Linked DNA regions of Homo sapiens: region 1 is linked to region 2. Evidence: read pairs that join two places in POLR2A ChIA-PET (ENCODE). Cell type or tissue: CD4-positive, alpha-beta T cell. All regions are shown on one strand. Each heading gives the region's core, and the rest is flanking DNA. Links, peaks and the distances in the headings are about the cores only.

Region 1 (8,104 bases), core at 2,180-6,179, 94 kb before region 2:
GTCTCTTTGTAGGTCACTCAGGACTTGCTTTGTGAATCTGGGTGCTCCTGTATTGGGTGCATATATATTTAGGATAGTTAGCTCTTCTTGTTGAATTGATCCCTTTACCATTATGTAATGGCCTTCTTTGTCTCTTTTGATCTTTGTTGGTTTAAAGTCTGTTTTATCAGAGACTAGGATTGCAACCCCTGCCTTCTTTTGTTTTCCGTTTGCGTGGTAGATCTTCCTCCATCCCTTTATTTTGAGCCTATGTGTGTCTCTGCATGTGAGATGGGTTTCCTGAATACAGCACACTGATGGGTCTTGACTCTTTATCCAATTTGCCAGTCTGTGTCTTTTAATTGGAGCATTTAGCCCATTTACATTTAAAGTTAATATTGTTATGTGTGTATTTGGTCTTGTCATTATGATGTTAGCTGGTTATTTTGCTCGTTAGTTGATGCAGTTTCTTCCTAGCCTTGATGGTCTTTACATTTTGGCATGTTTTTGCAGTGGCTGGTACCGGTTGTTCCTTTCCATGTTTAGTGCTTCCTTCAGGAGCTCTTTTAGGGCAGGCCTGGTGGTGACAAAATCTCTCAGCATTTGCTTGTCTGTAAAGTATTTTACTTCTCCTTCACTTGTGAAGCTTAGTTTGGCTGGATATGAAATTCTGGGTGGAAAATTCTTTTCTTTAAGAATGTTGAATATTGGCCCCCACTCTCTTCTGGCTTGTAGAGTTTCTGCTGAGAGATCCACTGTTAGTTTGATGGGCTTGCCTTTGTGGGTAACCCAACCTTTCTCTCTGGCTGCCCTTAACGTTTTTTCCTTCATTTCAACTTTGGTGAATCTGACAATTATGCGTCTTGGAGCTGCTCTTCTCAAGGAGTATCTTTGTGGCATTCTCTGTATTTCCTGAGTCTGAATGTTGGCCTGCCTTGCTAGATTGGGGAAGTGCTCCTGGTTAATAGCCTGCAGAATGTTTTCCAACTTGGTTCCATTCTCCCTGTCACTTTCAGGTACACCAATCAGACGTAGATTTGGTCTTTTCACATAGTCCCATATTTCTTGGGGCTTTGTTCATTTCTTTTTATTCCTTTTTCTCTAAACTTCCCGTCTCGTTTCATTTCATTCATTTCATCTTCCATCACTGATACCCTTTCTTCCAGTTGATTGAATCGGCTCCTGAGGCTTCTGCATTCTTCACGTAGTTCTCGAGCCTTGGCTTTCAGCTCCATCAGCTCCTTTAAGGACTTCTCTGCTTTGGTTATTCTAGTTATCCATTCGTCTAATTTTTTTTCACAGTTTTTAACTTCTTTGCCATTGGTTTGAATTTCCTCCTGTAGCTTGGAGTACTTTGATTGTCTGAAGCCTTCTTTTTCAGCTCATCAAAGTCCTTCTCCATCCAGCTTTGTTCCATTGCTGGTGAGGAGCTGCGTTCCTTTGGAGGAGGAGACGTGCTCTGCTTTTTAGAGTTTCCAGTTTTTCTGCTCTGTTTTTTCCCAATCTTTGTGGTTTTATCTACTTTTGGTCTCTGATGATGGTGACGTACAGAAGGGTTTTTGGTGTGGATGTCCTTTCTGTTTATTAGTTTTCCTTCGAACAGACAGGACCCTCAGCTGCAGGTCTTTTGGAGTTTGCTAGAGGTCCACTCCAGACTCTGTTTGCCTGGGTATCAGCAGCGGTGACTGCAGAACAGCGGTGGCTGTAGAACAGCGGATCTTGGTGAACCACAAATGCTGCTGCCTAATCGTTCCTCTGGAAGTTTTGTCTCAGAGGGGTACCCGGCCATGTGAGGTGTCTGTCTACCCCTACTGGGGGGTGCCTCCCAGTTATGCTGCTCAGGGGTCAAGGACCCACTTGAGGGGGCAGTCTGCCCATTCTCAGATCTCCAGCTGCATGCTGGGAAAACCACTACTCTTCAAAGCTGTCAGACAGGGACATTTAAGTCTGCAGAGGTTACTGCTGTCTTTTTGTCTGTGCCCTGCCCCCAGAGGTGGGGCCTACAGAGGCAGGCAGGCCTTCTTGAGCTGTGGTGGGCTCCACCCACTTCGAGCTTCCCAGCTGCTTTGTTTACCTCAAGCCTGGGCAATGGCAGGCGCCCCTCACCCAGTCTCACTGCCGCCTCACAGTTTGAACTCAGACTGCTGTGCTAGCAATCAGCAAGACTCCATGGGTAGGACCCTCTGAGCCAGGTGCGGGATATAATCTCCTGGTGTGCTGTTTTTTTAAGCCCGTTGTAAAAGCACTCTATTAGGGTGGGAGTGACCCAATTTTCCAGGTGCTGTCTGTCACCCCTTTCTTTGACTAGGAAAGTGAACTCCCTGACCCCTTGTGCTTCCCGAGTAAGGCAATGCCTCGCCCTGCTTCGGCTCATGCATGGTGCGCTGCACCCACTGTCCTGCACCCACTGTCTGGCACTCCCTAGTGAGATGAACCCGGTACCTCAGATGGAAATGCAGAAATCACCTGTCTTCTGTGTCGCTCACGCTGGGAGCTGTAGACCGGAGCTGTTCCTATTCTGCCATCTTGGCTCCACCCTCTTTGTCTTTTTTAACTGCTGTTGCTTTAAAGTTTGTTTAGTCTGTATATAAGAATAGCTACTTCTGCTCACTTTTGATGTCCATTTGCATGGAATGTCTTTTTCCACCCCTTTACCTTAAGTTTATGTGAGTCCATACGTGTTAGGCGAGTCTCTTGAAGGCAGCAGATAGTTGGTCAGTGAAATTCTTCTCCATTCTGCAATTCCATATATTTTAAGTGGAGCATTTAGGCCATTTACATTCAACATTAGTATTGAGATGTAAGGTACCATTCCATTCATCGTGCTATGTATGACCTGTATACATTGATTTTTTTACATTGTATTTTTGTTTTATAAGTTCTGTGAGATTTATGCTTTAAAGAGATTCTGTTTTGATGTATTTTCAGGATTTGTTTCAAAATTTAGAGCTCCTTTTAGCAGTTCTTGTAGTACTGACTTGGTAGTGGTGAATTCTGTCAGCACATGTTTGTCTGAAGAAAACTATATCTTTCCTTCATTTACGAAGCTTAGTTTTACTGGATACAAAATTCTTGGGTGATAACTATTTTGTTTAAGGAGGCTAAATATAGGGCCCCAATCCCTTTCAACTTGTAGGGCTTCTGCTGAGATATCTACTGTTAATCTGACAGGTTTTCCTTTATAGGTTACCTGATGCTTTTGCCTCACAGCTCTTAAGAGTCTTTCCTCCATCTTGACTGTAGATAACCTGATGACTATGTGCCTAGGTGATGATCTTTTTGAAATAAATTTTCCAGGTATTTTTGAGGTTCTTGTATTTGGATGTCTAGATTTCTAGCAAGGCTGGGGCATTTTTCCTGAATTATTCCCTCAAATGTGTTTTCCAAGCTTTTAGATTTATTCCTTGAGAACATCAATTATTTTTAGGCTTGGTCATTTAACATAATCTCAAACTTCCTGGAGGCTTTATTTTTTAAAATTCTTTTTTTCTCTGCATTGGATTGAGTTAATTCAAAAGCCTTGTCTTTGAGCTCTGAAGTTCTTTCTTCTACTTGTTCAATTCTATTGCTGAGACTTTCCAGTGTATTTTGCATTCCTCTAAGTGTGTCCTTCCTTTCCAGAAGTTGTGATTGTTTTTTATTTACACTGCCTATTTCACTGAAGATTTTTTCCTACATATCTTGTATCATTTTTTAAATTTCATTAAGTTAGACTTCACCTTTCTCTGGTGCCTCCTCGATTAACTTAATAATCAACCTTCTGAATTCTTTTCCCAGCAATTCAGATAATTCTTCTTGGTTTGGATCCATTGCTTGTTAGCTAGTGTAATCTTTTGCGGGTGTTAAAGATCATTGTTTTGTCATATTACCAGGGTTGTTTTTTCTGGTTCCTTCTCATTTGGGCAGACTATGTCAGAGGAAAGTCTGGGGCTCAAGGACTGCTGTTCAGATTCTTTTGTCTCACCAGGTGCCCCTTTGATGTGGTGCTCTCTTCCTTCCCCTAGGGAAGTGGCTTCCTGAGAGCCAAACTGCAGTGATTGTTATTTCTCTTCTGGATGTAGCCACCCAGAGGAGCTACTGGGCTCCAGGTTGGTGCTAGGGGTGTCTTCAAAGAGTCCTGTGATGTGAACTGTCTTCAGGTCTCTCAGTTGTGGATACCAGCACCTGCTCTGGTGGAAGTGGCAGTGGAGTGAAGTGGACTCTGTGAGGGTCCTTGGTTGTAGTTTCATTTATTGAGTTAGTTTTGTGTTGGTTGGCCTCCAGCCAGGAAGTGGCACTTTAAAGAGTGCATCACACGTATGTTTATTGTGGCACTACTCACAATAACAAAGACTTGGAACCAATCCAAATGTCCGTCAATGATAGACTGGATTAAGAAAATGTGGCACATATACACCATGGAATACTATGCAGCCATAAAAAAGGATGAGTTCATGTCTTTTTAGGGACATGGAGGAAGCTGGAAACCATCATTCTCAGCAAACTATCACAAGGACAAAAAACCAAACACCACATGTTCTCACTCATAGGTGGGAATTGAACAATGAGAACACTGGAACACAAGAAGGGGAACATCACACACTGGGGCCTGTAGTGGGGTGGGAGGGTGGGAGGGACAGCCTTAGGAGATATACCTAATGTAAATGATGAGTTAATGGGTGCAGCACACCAATATAGCACATGTATACATATGTGACAAAACTGCACATTGTGCACATGTACCCTAGAACTTAAAGTATAATAATAATATTTAAAAAAGACTGCATCAGTTGTGGTAGTATAGGGAGAATCAGTGGGTGGGGCCATAGAGCTCCCAAGAGATTATCTCCTTTGTCTTTGGCTAACAGAGCAAATAGAGAAAGACCATCAGGTGGGGTGTGTTAGTCTGTTTTCATGCTGCTAAGAAAGACATACCTGACTCTGGGCAATTTACAGAGGAAAGAGGTTTAGTGGAGAACTCACAGTTCATTGTGGCTGGGGAAGCCTCACAATCATGGCAGAAGGCATGGAGGAGCAAGTCACATCTTACATGTATGGCAGCAGGCAAAGAGAGAGCTTGTTCAGGGAAACTCTCCCTTATAAAACCATCAGATATCATGAGACTTATTCACTAATATGAGAACAGCACAGGAAAGACCTGGCCCCATGATTCAATTACCTTTCACTAGGTCCCTCCCACAACACATGGGAATTCAAGATGAGATTTGGGTGGGGACACAGCCAAACCATATAATTCTACCCCTGGCCCCTCCCAAATCTCATGTCCTCACATTTCAAAACCAATCATGCCTTCCCAACAGTCCCCCAAAGTCTTAACTCATTTCAGCATTAACTCAAAAGTCCACAGTTCAAAGTCATTTCTGAGACAATGCAAGTCTCTTCTGCCTATGAGCCTGTAAAATCAAAAGCAAGTTAGTTACTTCCTAGATACAATGGGGGTACAGGCACTGGGTAAATGCAGACATTTTAATGGGAGAAATTGGACAAAACTAAGGGGCTAAGGTCCCATGCAAGTTCAAAATCCAGCAGGGTGGTCAAATCTTAAAGCTCCAAAATGATCTCCTTTGACTCCATGTCTCACATCCAGGTCACACTGATGCAAAAGGTGAGTTCCCATGGTTTGGGCAGCTCCACCCCTGTGGCTTTGCAGTGTACAGCCTCCCTTCTAGCTGCTTTCATGGCCTGGTGTTGAGGGTCTGTGGCTTTTCCAGGTGCATGGTGCAAGCTGTCAGTGGATCTACCATTCTGGGGTCTGGAGGACAGTGGCCCTCTTCTCACAGCTCTATTAGGTGGTGCCCCACTAGGGACTCTGTGTGGTGGCTCCAACCCCACATTTCCCTTCCACACTGCCCTAGCAGAGGTTCTCCATGAGGGCCCTGCCCCTGCAGCAAACTTCTGTCTGGGCATCCAGGTGTTTCCATATACCCTCTGAAATCTAGATAGAGGTTTCCAAACTCCAATTCTTGACTTCTGTGCCCTGGCAAGCTCAAAACCACATGGAAGCTGCCAAGCCTTGAGGCTTGCACCCTCTGAAGCCATGGCCTGAGCTCTACTTTGGTCCCTTTCAGCCAGGGCTGGATCAGCTGTAATGCAGGGCACCAAGTCCCTACACTGCACACAGCATGAGAACCCTGGGCCTGGCCCACAAAACCACTTTTTCCTCCTAGGTCTCTGGGCCTGTGATAGGAGGGGCTGCTGTGAAGATCTGTGATATGCCCAGAGGCATTTTCCCCATTGTCTTGAGGATTAACGCTCATCTCTTCATTACTTATGCAAATTTCTACAGCCGGCTTGAATTTTTTCTCAGAAAATGGGATTTTCTCTTGTATCGCATTGTCAGGCTGCAAATTTTCCAAACTCTTTGCTCTCTTTCTCTTTTAAAATGGAATGCCTTTAACAGCACCAAAGTCACCTCTTGAATGCTTTGCTGCTTAGAAATTTCTTCCACCAGATACCCTAAGTCATCTCTCTCAAGTTCAAAGTTCCACAAATCTCTAGGGCAGGGGCAAAATGCCACCAGTCTCTTTGCTAAAACATAGCAAGAGTCACCTTTACTTCTGTTCCCAAGCAGTTCCTCATCTCCATCTGAGACCACCTCAACCTGTATTTCATTGTCCATATCGCTATCAGCATTTTGGTCGAAGCCATTCAACAAGTCTATAGGAAGTTCCAAAATTTCCCACATTTTCCTGTCTTCTTCTGAGCCCTCCAAACTGTTCCAACCTCTGCCTGTTACCCAGTTTCAAAGTTGCCTCCACATTTTCAGGTATCTTTTCAGCAGCACCCCACTCTACTGGTACCAATTTACTGTATTAGTCCATTTTCATGCTGCTGATAAAGACATACCTGACACTGGACAATTTACAAAGGAAAGAGGTTTAGTGGAGAACTCACAGTTCCACATGGCTGGGGACACATGGCTGGGGAAGCCTCACAATCATGGTGGAAGGCAAGGAGGAGCAAGTCACATCTTACATGGATGGCAGCAGGCAAAGAGAGAGCTTGTGCAGGGAACCTCCCCCTTATAAAACCGTCAGATCTCATGAGACTTATTCACTATCACGAGAACAGCCCCATGATTCAATTACCTTTCACTGGGTCCCTCCACAGCACGTGGGAATTCAAGATGAGATTTGCGTGGGGACACAGCCAAACCATATCATGGGTTCAGGGTTAGGTGTGTCTGAGCTCAGACTCTCCTTGGGTGAGGCTTACCGAGGCTGCTCTGGGGAATGGGGTGTGGTTCTCAGGCCAATGGAGTTATGTTCCCAGGTGGATTATGGGAGCCTCTGCTGCATCATGCAGGTCACCAGGGAAGTGAGGGGAAGCCAGCAGTTACAGCACTCACCCAGCTCCCATGCAGCCCAAAAGGCTGGTCTCACTTCCACTGTCTCCGCCCCAAAAACAACACCGAGTTTATTTCCAGGCATTAAGTGAGTATGGCTGCAAACTTGCCCCAGGCTACCCACCTCCCAGCTGAGAAAGCAAGCAGGGCTGTCAGGTTTTTTGGCTCCCTACTTGCCACAACTTCTGTACTGTGCCTGAACTCCCAATTTGCCCCCTCCCCCAGGTTCTGGCCAGGAAACTTCATGCTTAGTCAAAATTGTTACAAAGCTCAGCTAGAAGTTTCCTTCTCCCTGTGGTCTTTTCCCTGTTCCTCTGGCAGCCCTCCTGAAGGACCCTTGTGAGACAAAGTCAGAAATGGCTGCCATGGGGACCAAGATTTCCCACAGGGCTCTTCCTACTGCTTCTTTTGCCCCAGTATTTTGCTCAGCTCTCTAAATTTGTCTCAGCTCCAGGTAAGGTCAAATCATTCTGTGATCTGGACATTCAGCTTCCCCAGTGAGGGTGTGTTTGGAGGTGTATGATCCCCCTTTCACACTTTGGGCATTCACAGTTTTTTGGCTGTCTCCAGAGGCCTGTAGCAGCAATCCACTCTCTTCAAAGGGTCTGTGGACTCTCTCTGCTTCCCTGGTATATTCCTGCAGTAGTTCTTGGAGCAAAAGTTTATGATGTGAGTCTCCACACACTACTCTGTTCATCCAAGTGGGAGCTACAGGTTAGTGCTGCCTCCTCTCTGCCATTTTTCATCCATTCTATGTCTTCATAATGCACTTTGAATTTT
Region 2 (8,104 bases), core at 1,914-5,913:
TCTTTGTTGTTGTTGAAGTGGGCTAGGAGCTAAAGGGACTGAATTAAACAAGGTGCCAGCAAAGGCGAACTGCAAGACTACACCTGCCGTGGGTATTAGCTGAAAGGCTGTGGTCAACAACGAAGCCTAGTTTAAGTTAGCTGGGCACCTTGAAAAAGAGCCCAAATATTAAGGGATTTGTGGTCTCCAAGGTAACCACACAGCCCTCCCCCCTCAAAAAAGCATCTGTCCTTCAGAGAAGCATCCAAGGCTGATGTTGACAGCTTCCTATTTCTATTCAATGTTTCCTAAAACCTAAAATTCATCATTGAGAAGAAACAAATCAATGAGCATAAATGACAAGTTTTATTTAAATTTTAAATATACCTTTATTTCTCAAACTCAAAGCTTTATCAAGTTCTAACACATTTTGCATTGACAAGTGATTTTATCTGCATCAAGTAAGGTTAGTGACCACCACGAAAGAGGAATCCCCAGACCTCCTAGGCACTAAGAAATATTTCAAAGGCTATGCAAATATAGAACAAAAAGCTTTCAATTTAGTCTAATTGGTATCTATTTTTCATCTATATTAATTTGGAAATAAGTTGCTACCTTAGAAAAATTACATTTTTATCCATTAAAATAAAACACCAGATAGGTTGAGTTTTTTTAAAAACACCCACAGATCTGTATTTAGCTACTTCCTCTTTAGTAGATGGTCATCTCACCTTCCTATGCAAACACACACAAGAATTTGCACCAACTCTCACTAGCCCAGGCAAAACTCCAAGCATTTTATTTAGCTTACACTTCAATTATTTTTTTAAAGTGATAGGTAAACAAGATTTAGGCACTTGAACACACACACGCACACACACACACACACACAGTCTTTTATTTCCTGATCTTAACCTTAGAGTTCTCCACAAATAATCCTGAAAAGTTGCCAGATCTTTAAAAATACCTCTCCTCAACACCGCCCCCCTCCCCCACGACTTGGTCCTCTGATTTTAACTGGTTGAATTGGAATATGTTCCAAAGCGAGCTGTGAAATTCTAGTCTCTGCAAGATTAAGGATGTGAATCTAACCTTGGAAACTGGATTCTTACAAAGTCCACCCAGAAGGTTTTCCCTGACACAGAGCCCTGGTCCGACACCCAGGAAGGAATGGCCTCTATGAGCGTCAGGGTCTCGTCTCACCATTGGATAACTACTTTGCTCTCAAAAAGAGGACATTTGAGCTAAGAATATAGCTGTATCCCAATACAAGGCACCAACCAGTACCAGAAAGTAAACTACAAAGGAGTTATTCCTCAAGTTAGGAAGTTGCTTTTGAGTGGCACCATTTCCCAAAGTCAACAAAGCAGTACTAGTTAAAATCCTGACGTACCATAAGGGTAAGGGGTTAGTGCAGAGGTGAAGCTGAAGAATAAGCAGATTCAGGGTTTTAGCAATTTGATTATTAATGTGTCACCACAAAACACAAGTTCATACACAGCTTGCTGTGACTCAAACCCCAGTGAAAATCAAACTGGACAAAAACTGAAATGCCAAACTACATCTGTAGCATCTATCAGGAACTAAGCATCATCTTCCTTACCCAACTCACCCCATCTGCCAGGTCCCCCAGGTGTGGGCCATCCCACAGGCATCCCCATCAGGAACTCTGATTGGAAGGCATTAGTAATAGAGTTCAGTTTCAGCATTGAAATTATTGAATGAGGAATAATGTGTTACTGCCAAGGTAAGATTTAAAGGGGAGACTAGAGCTCAAGGTCAGGCATCTAGTGCGTGCTATTCTGCCAATGTGAGAGGAAAAGGTACTGTCTTCATCTCACTGATGCTCAACCTGACTCCAAGCAGCAGGCTAGGAGAACAGGCTGCAGACATGCCGAAAGCATCAGAAAAAGAGTCAAATCAGAGTCCCGAAACAAATAAGAGACTGCTTAACTTTAGATTAGAACTTGCATGTGAACTTCAGTGCTCTCTGCTACTGCCAAGTTTCATGTTACTCAACACACACACATACACACACACATAAAATAGGAACCACTGGACTCAGTATAAGCTCAGGGTACCTGGTGCTTGTGTGAGCATTAGGAAAGGCAGGTTTCAGCTAGAGTTTCCAGGGCCCTGAAATTCAAGGTTACCTCGCCTATTCTGAGGCTGGCAAAAGGCTCATAGAGCAAGTAGAGACATCACTAGCCCAGGGGTTGTGTTTTAAAAGTACAGCTTTGGTCAGTGCAGCTTTTAACCCTGATAGCTCTTGAATAGGTCTATTCTCAAACTACAAAAAGATCTGAGCTGACTAAAAAGGTCAGGTGAAGGGACTCCGAGACAACCATGGTGCAATGGTGGCAAAGACTGGGGACTGGGTCTTTCTCGCAACTTCTGTGCCTCCTTTCATTCTCAGAAGAGGACTATTACCAGATGGGGGGGAAAAAACATAAGCAGAAAGAACCCCAAGGACAAACTGGAAATTTAATTCCTTGATGCAGATCTTATCTTCATCTGGTGCCTCATTACCCTGGGCCCCAAGCCTTCTAAGTAGAAGAAATACTGATTTCTGTTAGGCAAGTGCTTATGTTGGTGGCTTCATCACATTTCAAAGCTTTGGTTAAACACATCGGTCATTTTTGTGCAAACACATGCCATTTGACCACCATGGCAGCTTTTTAAGGTCATGAATGACCAGATAGTTTCCAAAGTTGGGATCACTCTTCATTGGGGTTCACTCTTCATTGCCCCACTCTTAACACTGAAGCACACTGGGTCCCCTCAATTAGAACCGGCCTTGACTCAAAGCCACTGAATTAAAATATAACTAAGGCTCACAGGGAAACAGGAGCTGATTACACTAAGAAGTGGCTTCTAGTCACCTAATGTAGCACAACATAGATACCAGCTAAGCCTTGAGTTTCAGTCATGGCTGATCTGCTTTTAAGAGGACCAAGACATCACATTCCAGAATAAACTTGAAAATATACTTTTAGAAAAAAAGGTAAACCACTCATTTTCTACTAAGCTCTTTTGCATTAGGATAACTTCACTGCTTAAAGCAAGGAGAAAACAATCACTCCGGGCTTTGGGTTTTCATAGCCAAAGGAAGGGGGAAAAAAAAGATCAGGAGCATGAATTTGATTAAATCACTTTAGAACCCAAGCTGGCTGGCAATATTGAGTGTCTCTGCCCTGAAGTGATGCTTTCTAAGGGATCCCACAAAACATTTCAAAACACATAATCTCATCTAAATCTACTGGAAAAAGCCACAGTAGCCTAGAACTCTCTCATCTACTAAGCTTTCTTTCAACTACAGATTAACACTGTTTTTCTTCTAAAGTGCAGAATTATAAACAAGTCAAATCTACCAGAATAAGGAAGAGCATTCTCATTCACTCAATTCTTCCCAAATATACTGGAATGATTTCAAAGTGCCTTGGAAGCTCCAATGCACACAAGGCCAGACTTCATGCTAACCCCCCAGCTTCCCCTTCACACAGAGCACGAAGACAGCAGGTTAGATTCTAAAGCAGTTCCACAGGTCACTCAGTTCTACCGAAATTCCTGAATTGAGTTGCTGTCAAACACACCTGGAGAAGGAAGTCACTATTTTTGGAAAAAAAAAAAACGAAAAGAACAAAAACAAAAAATAGCTAAAGTACTCCAGAAGAACAGCTGTGTCATACTTGGAATGTGACCAAAGTGGGTTTCCAGTTAAAACATGGGAAGACCCTCATGTCAGTTACCACAATGACTCTGGACTCAGCACAATCCTCAGTCTTAGGAAGAATAAAACAAAATTCAGCCATGAAAGAGCTGATGAGGAAAAAAGAAAAAAAAGGCAGGGAGCCATTTAATAAGAATTCTTTAAAGAAAAAAATGAACATTCATGTTTCCTATTTACAATTATCCCCTTCCACTACCACCACCACAATTCTAATTAAACATTATGTTCCACATTTTATTTTGTTTTCAAGTTACATTTCAAGAAAAGGTCATTTTTTTTTCCCCTCAGCAATATCTCGCAATTCCTCAGGATAGTACAGCATGTAAACCATAAACCACTTTCAACCAGATCTCAATTCTCCAGCTATTGGCTTTGGTTTATTGATGAATGACATTCTCCACTCCGCTGACAGGGAATAAACATAAGCAATTTAGTCCCTTGAACAAAAATTAAGTCACAAGAGCACCCTCATGTTTACCATTTTCTGCCTGACTAAAATTGGTACAAGAGAAGAGATTATCAGCACAACTTTCATGTAACTGCTGAGAATCCCAAGTGAGGGCCAACACAGCCTACCCGGGCTCAAGTGAGAAAACAAGTAGCTTAGCACTTCTCACGCGCTGCCCAAATTCTCCCAATCTCGATTACTGCACAGAGCTCAACCCCCACGTGCTAATGTTTGGGACATGACATGTTAGTGTCTATCTTGGAAAGATGTGGATAGGTCATGCTTCCTGTAGCGTTTTCCAACGTGGCACTGTAATACGGGTCCTTTGAGGGTTGGCTCATGATACACTGTAGACCCATTCCAATGGGTACACAAAGGAAAAAAAAAAAAAAAAGCAGAATCAGAGCTGAGTTCCCCTTTAAAAGCCAAATGCCTACATCTAGAAGGAGGCTCCCCTACCTGAGAGCCCTAGCCCTATTGGGGTTCCCACTGTGGAAACCCTCAGGTCTCAAGGTTAGTTACAGGGCAGCCAGGTAGGGTAAGGCTGGCTGTAGGTGACTGGAGGATGGGCAACGTAGTAGTTGCTGAAGTTGCCATCACTGACGTAAGGGGCCGGCTGGTAGTAACAGGTGACGTTGGTGGCACTGGGGATGATGTTTTGTTCCGCCAGCACACGCAAGGCCAGGAGGGAGATGAGGTTCAGAGTCTGCCTGCGTTCATGCCCCATGAGACACACGGTGCTCTCGTTCACCACCCTGCGAAGGATCATGAGGTAGTCGTACTTGCTTCTCTCTTCTTCAGCGAAGTGGTTTTGAAGGTAAGTCTCCAACTTCCTCTGCTGTTCAAGGATGTCCGGGAAGTCGATGAAGAACCTGGAGCACATGTAGCGCTCTAGAGTTTTGATTTCTTCCTGGTCTGTGGGCCTGAAGTCCCGCACAAGAAGGTTGCTGTACTTGAGAAGTCCCCCGCCTCTGATTTCTTCTGGGTTCTTGGTGGCGATCAGTCTGTTCTGCAGATGGTCAAAAGCTTCCTCAAAGTCCCCGTACATGCTCTCCCCAATCACGGTGGGGTGGAAGTGCTCAGAGATGGGATTATTGGAACAGTCATAGAAGAAAAGCAAAGAATCCAGGATGATTTGGAAAGAGTCCACACTGAACTCAAACTGACGCCGAATGGAGTCGACAAACTTCAGCTCCACGTTCTTCCCGTTCTTGTTGGAGAGGGAGATCAGGCTCCAGCGGTCAGTGTCCGTGCAAACCTTCACTAGCTTCTGCACATATGCCTCCTTCAGAGTGACTGGACTGATTTTGAGCTTGTTCACACCCTCTGGCAGGAAGTTCAGAAGGGAACACAGAACCACATCTCTAACCAGCTGAAATTCTGCCTCTGTTGGAAGAGCCACATGGAAGATTAGGTCCAGGTCTTTGCAGCCCAAGCCATTGTCTTTGACCAAAACGTGGCCAGCTGCGGAGCCATTCAGCCGGACGTCGTGCACTTTGATGCCTGCCTCCTCCAGCCGACTGCGGACGGTCTGGACGATGTCCTTCAGAGTTATCTCCAAGGTTGGAAAGTTGCCTCGTCCGTGGATAGGTACAACTTCAGTGAGGACCTCATGCAGCCGGCTAACCTGATCCCAGTTGAGCACGCTGAAGGACATGCAATCCCTGGTACAGCTGCTCTCCTCTGCCATCTTCAGGGGATGTTCTGGCTGGGGAAACTGAAAGTGAGGGGTGAGAAGCAGAGTTAGGATTCACTTCTACATGGCAAAGCAGCTCGAGGAACTCACACTGTTTAATCTCTGAACATCTTCCTGTAAAATGGTGATAAATAGCACTTACTGCTCAGTGTTGCCATGAGGACTCAATGAGTTAAATATGTAAAAAACAGTGACACTGCAGAGAAGGACAAAAACACACAAACTCATTCTCTATTACTTTAGATTATTTCATAGTTTTGTTTTGTTTTTTCTGGGTAAGGGTGGAGTGTGCTGAAACGGAGTGTGTTTCAAATGTTCTGAAAACAGAATGTGAGCAAACCATATAGGACCGCAGTAGAATTAGTTACTCCTCCAGCTTTCTGGCTCCCTAACCACATCTCGACCTGGTTGACACCTAGGCTGAAGGTGTCTTATAGTGAAAAAGAGAATGTCTACATTCGTCTAGGCTACAACATTCATACACAGAATATACAACACACACAGACACAGACACACACACACACACACACACACACACACACACACGACTTCCTTCACTCCACAAGTAGATGGATTCTCAACTTTGGGCTACAATCTCACCAATAAGTGGGAATCCATCCCCTTCTACTAGAATAAAGTATATTCCCTTAGCAAAATTCCCATGTTCCTTTCATTTATAGGAGAAGTCTATCCTAACAAGTACTTGTCATCTAGGGTAGAACCAAGGAGTGGTTTTTATGACAAAATTTCGAGTCAACAAAAAGTTAGGTCACCTATGTAGTGGAACCACTCTTCCTAGCAAGGATGCCCAACACAGGACATGGCCAACTTCCCCCGGGCAGTGTGCGCCTTCAAGTGTACTTGGAAAACAATAGTACCTTAAAGCTACCCGAGGAGAATAAAGTTGGCAATGAGTACTAGGAGAAAAACACCACTTCATCTGCTAGGACCACAAAGTTTCCCAAGTAATTTTCAGCTATGTTATACTTACCAAAAAATAAAACACAATGGATCCCTGGAAATCCTAATATATAAAAACAAATACTCATATATTAAAATGTCAAGGTGCCTGTAGAGCCACGAGTCGAATATTTGCTAGATGGATGTAAAACCCAGAACAAAGTGTCAAGGCGCTGTCCTCAGATTTCACTGTAAACAGTTTTCCCACCCCCTCCGCCTTTCTGACTTGCTAGACCCACATAAAACCCATCCCAATGACTTCTGCAGTTTCATTGTTTGGAAGCTGCTGTGTTTGAATACACATCGGCATGCATTCTCCTGGGGTTCCAACATGGATTTCTGGCCTTGCACCGGTGCCAGGGATCTCCTATGGTTGTTACTTGGTTGTCAGGGCATTGCTGGGTACATGGAGATGAGCTCTTCAGGCTCTCCCATCAAGAAGAAGGTGAAAATATGAGCTATCAATACAAGGCAGTGTGTTGTGTAGACAACTCCAGTGGTGGAAATAAAATGTAATATAAAAGTAGAAGAAAGGGTGTCCCTGGTTGGGGTGAACAGGAAGGTCACGGAGTTCACTTATGGAGAGGGGACACAAGCCAACAGAAAGACAACATGAGCTGTTGGTTGGGGCCGAGAGGCAGAAAGCAGCGGGCTGAGTATGTGATCACAGCAGGCTCTGCAGGACCAATCTGGGGATGAGCGCTCTATTGCTCGCTACAGAGTACTCGTGGAGGGGAAGACAAAAGTGCCTCTGAACAGCGTTAAAAAGTCCTAGGCTATCTAGATCATCCTACAAAGCACTCCTAGGTTATGGATCCCAAGCAAAATCTGTGACGAATAATGTTTACTGTGACTGGCATTTGGTTTCAAGGCAGATTTGGGATAGTAGAGTTCTCTTTTTGCCATGCCCTTTAAACACTTAGCAGTTCTTTGTGGTCTCCCATGATTAGCACACAGTACATTTGTGTCCACTGTATGTGCCACACCAGTGGTCCCCAACCTTTTTGGTATCAGGAACCAGTTTTGTGGAAGACAATTTTTCCATGGACCTGGAAGAGGGGAATGATAGTTGCAGCATGAACCTGTTCCTGTTTCACCCTCAGATCATCAGGCATTAGAGTCTCATAAGAAGGGCACAACCTAGATCCCTCACATGCTCAGCTCACACTAGGGTTCATACTCCTAGGAGCATCTAATATGCTGCTGATCTGACAGGAGGCAGAGCTCCGGTGGTAATGCTCGCTCACCTGCCACTCATCTCCTGCTGTGCGGCCCAGTTCCTAACAGGCCA

Evidence for each region. Peaks named below come from ENCODE experiments on the same cell type or tissue, not always from the same donor. Only the 100,000 strongest peaks of a DNase experiment are listed, where the experiment ranks them.
Region 1: POLR2A ChIA-PET joins it to region 2 with 5 read pairs; 2 of 35 experiments call an interaction of 5 or more read pairs at or near these places.

The regions. Positions count from the first base shown.
Region 1 is chr1:117,715,089-117,723,192 of GRCh38, reverse strand. No RefSeq gene overlaps it. Among named protein-coding and RNA genes, the nearest start is that of TENT5C, 110 kb to the right of the region's middle. In CD4-positive, alpha-beta T cell, for the core only: no CTCF peak of the experiment used is centred there; a DNase peak (open chromatin) is centred at 3,972.
Region 2 is chr1:117,620,612-117,628,715 of GRCh38, reverse strand. TENT5C (terminal nucleotidyltransferase 5C) reads right to left here. Exons shown (of 2, transcript NM_017709.4): 2 at 327-5,874. The coding sequence starts at 5,847. The coding sequence ends at 4,672. Among named protein-coding and RNA genes, the nearest start is that of TENT5C, 19 kb to the right of the region's middle. In CD4-positive, alpha-beta T cell, for the core only: no CTCF peak of the experiment used is centred there; no DNase peak of the experiment used is centred there.